Regions from separate parts of the Homo sapiens genome. Here region 2 is linked to region 1. Evidence: chromatin loops called from intact Hi-C (ENCODE). Cell type or tissue: heart left ventricle. All regions are shown on one strand.

What was found. A loop is a pair of places that touch in the nucleus more often than their neighbours do. Peaks named below come from ENCODE experiments on the same cell type or tissue, not always from the same donor. Only the 100,000 strongest peaks of a DNase experiment are listed, where the experiment ranks them.
Region 2: a loop joins it to region 1, with 3 times the contacts of the local background. A loop is called at or near these places in 10 of 110 quality-filtered maps.

What each region holds. Positions count from the first base shown.
Region 1 is chr2:102,063,153-102,065,652 of GRCh38, reverse strand. No RefSeq gene overlaps it. Among named protein-coding and RNA genes, the nearest start is that of IL1R2, 72 kb to the right of the region's middle. In heart left ventricle, no CTCF peak of the experiment used is centred here; DNase peaks (open chromatin) are centred at 1,232, 1,531 and 1,912; H3K4me3 peaks cover 620 bases; H3K27ac peaks cover 2,105 bases.
Region 2 is chr2:102,234,227-102,236,726 of GRCh38, reverse strand. It overlaps IL1RL2 (interleukin 1 receptor like 2), which reads right to left. Exons shown (of 12, transcript NM_003854.4): 11 at 1,450-1,830. Among named protein-coding and RNA genes, the nearest start is that of IL1RL2, 48 kb to the right of the region's middle. RefSeq lists enhancers at 884-1,384, 1,385-1,885. In heart left ventricle, a CTCF peak has its summit at 1,072 (motif pointing left); no DNase peak of the experiment used is centred here.

The DNA.
Region 1 (2,500 bases):
AAGATGCCCTGTCTAGGAAGCTGGGAGAGGGTTGGAGCAGGGGAAAGTAGAGGCAGGGAGACCAGTTAGTAGCTGGAACAACAGTCCCCGGGGCTTGATGAAGGGGCTCCAGGCTAAGGCAGTGGACACGGAGGGAAATGCACATTTAACACGCTTCAGAAGGCAGACGCAACAGCACTGAGACGTTGGGAGAAGCTGTGAAGCATTGACATGGTGAGGGCTCAGACCACTCCTCAAACAAGCTGGAGAACAGGGAGGGCGGTGGGAGGGCAGTGGGAGCGGGTGGTATCAAGTCAGCCCCACTATCACAGTGCCCATGTTCATGATCTTCTCTGCCCCATACCAAAGTCACTGCGACTTTCCTCCAGGCCCTCTGCACCACACATTCATGTTACATGAGGCTTCCCAGAAATATACCCTCTTCTTCCCAAGTGCACCCTCTCCCTGATCCCATTACCTCCTCCTCTCCTCAACCATGAAATGAGGGCATGATACCAGGGAAGAGAGGTACCCTAGGGCAGGAGAGCCTCTCACGGCCCCATTATCCCTTCCCCTCCGCTCTCCGTGTCCGTGACTGGCTCAAAATTGCTCTATGCACTCTGGGCTGCATGCACATAGTCTATTGTCTCTTAATAAGTCCAATAAAAAAGGCCCACCCTCATGATGGGCAATCAGCCCTATCAATTAGAAACAAGCCACTCTGTAGGGGGTTAAACTCTATGGCTCTTACTTCAGGGCGGTATGAATAAAACACGGCACATGGAATTCATGTCACCAGACTCCCAGCTCAGAGATTCCTGGAAGCGAGTTCAGAGTCCACACAGCCCCATCACTGTGTTTACACCATTATTAGCCAGGCTTCCTCGTGGGGATGCTAAGAACTGATAGAAAGTTCAGAATATTGACCATGTATGACTTTAATCATACGTTTGCAATAAAATGAAGCTCTTTCCCTGAGAGCAAGGAGGCAGCTAGGCAGTAGCAGAAAGACACAGTTCAAAGTTACCATCTAGAGCAGTCCAACACAAACACAGCCATCTCGGAGCTTTACTGCAGAGCGTTTTTGTTGCGGGAATGGACACTCAAGCCACACATCTGGTAAATGTTTCCTGAAGAAGAGATGGGGTTGAGAAAGAGAAGATAAAAAGCAGGACTGGTTATGCTCAGCCCTAAAGCCCCGGGCAGGCTGCACATGTGTTAGCCAAGAGTGGCATGACTCAGCGATCACCCTGGCTTCTCAGAAAGAAGCTGTTCATCCTCTTGACTCAGCATTCCTCACTGCTGAGCAGCCTCAGCCTGCAGTCGCCCAAGGACCCCAGCCACAGAGCAGGCCAGCACACCGTGTACTCTCAGACCCTGTCCTCAGATGCCCTCCTCCATCAGACTTCAGGCCCTTCCTGGCTGGCAGAGAGGCCACAGCCCTATGAGGGAGGGTCCCCTACTCCAAGTGGGAACAAAGCACTCTTTAAGGAGCATGTCTACAACACAGCGGTGCCCCCACCCTGGCCAGATACCTGTGAGCTGGAGGGGGGCAGCCACTCGCTCTTGGGAGGCCTAACTCTCCCTCTGGGATGTTTTCATTTTCTTCCACCTTTCCCTGAGGCTAAATGAGCCATCAGAGGCAACCAGCAGCCCAGGGACAAACACCACTGCTGGGTGGTGGATAACAGGAACTGGGTCAAGAACTGGGCTGAGAATTAAGAAAATTTCAAATTTCCTCAGCTCACAGTTTTATCTGTTGGAAAATAATAGCGGGGCTTATCTTGTTAGGAAAAGGGAGGGAGAAAACACTCCCTAGATACTCAGGGCCTCTTACTTATCACACAATTCCTTTTAGAAATATGTTGACTGGTTTCCCGGACTGAGGAGCCCTTTGCAAGCCAGAGCGTCTCAGGGCAGCCAAAGTGACAGAATCAGGAAGCAGTCTGCGAGGGCCAAGACCTCAGAGCCAGGGTGGAGCCTCCACTTACTGAGGACCTTGGGCAAATTATTTAGCCTGTGAGTGCCTCAGCTTCCTCATCTGAAAAGAGGAATGATGCATAATGATGGAACCTAATGCACAGGGTCCCTGTGGGGCTCACTCGCTTGCTCATGCACTCATGAGTACCTACTGTGTGCAAGCACAGTTCTAAGGGCTGGCACACCAGTGAGAAAACCACGTGGATTCTGACTCTGGTGGAGAATGAAGGGGGGAAAATAGAGCAGGGGCTCGGTGGGCTGGGGCTGGAACTAGGGGAAGGCAAGCAGGTGCCTAAGGCCCCAAATTTAAGGGGCATGCACCCTATGGGCACCTGCACGGCCCTGAGAACAACACTGTGGCCACCTGGGACCAGGTTGGGGTGAAGGTGAAAGAGTCACAAAAGTGTTTGATCAAAGTGCTCAGTGCAGTCAGTGCCTAGGAGACTGGCCCTTAGTAAATATCAGCTGCTTGTAAGAGCATTAGGAAACGGAGGAGGCAGAAAAGAACTCCAAAAAGAAAATATGAACTCTCAAAGCTTCA
Region 2 (2,500 bases), 170 kb before region 1:
GGCATAGCTTAATGGGCACAGAATTTCAGCTTGAGAGGATGAAACAATTCTGGAATGGATGGTGGTGATGGCCGCACAACAGTGTGAATGTACTTAATGCCACTTAAAAATTGTTAAAATGGTGAATTTTATGTTCATATAGTTTACCGAAATAAAAATTTTAAAAAGCAAATGTTAAATAAAGAGTGGACCAATGTCAAGTCGAGGCCTCCATAGGATGCTAAACAAATGTGTAATGTGAGGTCACCTTGGAACATAAACTCTTCAAAGACAGGAGTGGGTTCCTTAGCACCTGAAAGTCCATCCCACACTGGGTACCACCCATCGCCTGTGAACGAGGGCACAGCACCTCCTAACCCACCCTGCTCCCCATGCCATCCTAAGACCACAGGCCTCCTGACACCCTCTGGCTCCCTCTCTCGCCCCTGCCGGCTGGCTCTCAGGGCTGACTCCCTTCCAGCCCCCACTGACTGCTTACTAAGTCTCAGTGTCAACAACCCACAGCTTCAGAAGGTTGAGCTATGCCTAATTCCCTCAGGCCAGGGTCTTGGAAAAAAGTGATGAGGGTTTACAGCTAATTTTTAGTATTAAAAACCTTTAATCATTAAGTTATAAATTGGCCTGTGACAAGGGCACATTGGCTCATTGGAAACTGACTTTGCCTTGCTTGGACTATAATTCTATCATCTGTGTGCTAATTGCGTCTCTCACAGGCTGCTCAGAATTCTGGTTGACATGTGTCTAAAAGAGAGAGAAAAGGAATTCCTGCTTGCTTTAGTTTGACAGATAAAGCCTCTCAAACATGGAAGGGTGACCAAGAGGCAGTCATGGCCACTCCCGTGGGTCCCCACTGGTCTAGGTGACTTTTAACTTGCTTCTGGAAGCAAAGTGCTAAGGCTGTGTTTGCAGCTCTTTGTCTGCACTGACAGAGTGAGAGAGACGCAGACACAGCAAATGACCCCTGAGCATGGGGCCCTGAAGACACTGGACAGGCGTGGACAAATACTGCTATCCTTGCCAACCCTCTCCTGGTGCTAGACTGCCCTCCTGTGGTCCCCCGACAGCACAGGCTCCCATCTCAGACTCTATGGGTGCCACATCATGGGCAAACTTCCGGGCATGTCCACTGCCATTTCTAAAACCCTCCATGTCCTGTTCTCAAGGGGCCCAAGTGCTGTATCCATCCAGGCCTCAGTGAGTGGGCATGTGTCAATAAGCCCATAGGCTAAAGAGGGCCTTCTGCAGAAGCCGTGTGTTTCCCTGAAGAAGCAGCTCTGATCGAAGCAAACAAATGACAACAAACACAACAGATCCTCTCACTAGTACGCAACTGCCAGCTTCAGAGCAGACGGCCCCGATGAAACGTGTCCTCCTCCAGCTGTGAGCCACCACGCAATGATAGACCCTCCATCAGTGCGTGACAAACCTCGTGTCCTCCCACCCGCTCACCTGCGGTGCGGTAGCAAGGTGTGTGCTGCAGCAGCTGGACCGGAGGAAACGGCCGACACCTTCTGGGCGGCATGTGGTATCTCACTGTCTTCCAAAACTTGGTCTTCATACACTGTGACTGCTCCGTGAAGTCCCCATGCCACCGGATGGCACCATGCTTCTGTTTGATGTACTGAATTGACTCTGGCATGACTGTGTAGTCCTCGATTTTCTCCAGCTCAATGAGAATAACCTTCATCCCGTCCTGGATCAGGGCACTGTAGACCGCGATTTGTTCTTCTGACAGGTTCTTCAACAGGCCAAAGCCCAGCGATTCGGGGACCACAATGACAATCAGCCTCCTGCACAGCTTAACGTTTTCATCGATGACATTGGCCACGGCTGGAAATAAAGAAAGAAGGCTCAGAAGAACTCACAATTAAAACAGCCCGGGTCTTAATGCTAGTGAGAATGTTTGAAACAGGCCAGGAGAAAATTGACTTTTTTTTTTTGAAGTGAAGTCTCACTGTGTTGCCCAGGTTGGAGTGCAGGGATGCAATCTCAGCTCACTGCAACCTCCACCTCCCAGGTTCAAGCGATTCTCCTGCCTCAGCCTCCTAAGTACCTGGGATTACAGACACGTACCACCACGTCCAGCTAATTTTTGCATTTTTAGTAGAAACGGGGTTTTACCACAAGCTGGTGTTGAACTCCTGACCTCAAGTGATCTGCCCACCTCGGCCTCTCAAGGTGCTGGGGTTACAGGTGTGAGCCACCTTGCCTGGCCAAAAATGGACTTTAAAATAAACATGACTTAGTCAGGAATGGATTAATTCAAGTTTTGGGTTTTTTCTTTTTTTTAATATTTGTCACCTCTTCTGTGAAGCCTTTGTGGCTTTCCCTGGAGCCTTGGTCCTCTATAGTCATGAATCATGTTTTGCATGTGGTTTCTTTGTATGTCACTTTCCCTGGCCAACAAGTATCTGATGGTTCCTAACTCTGTATCCCCAGACTAGCTGAAGGTCTGGTGTATATTAGCAGATGAACACGTTTTTAAAAATAGATTTTAAAA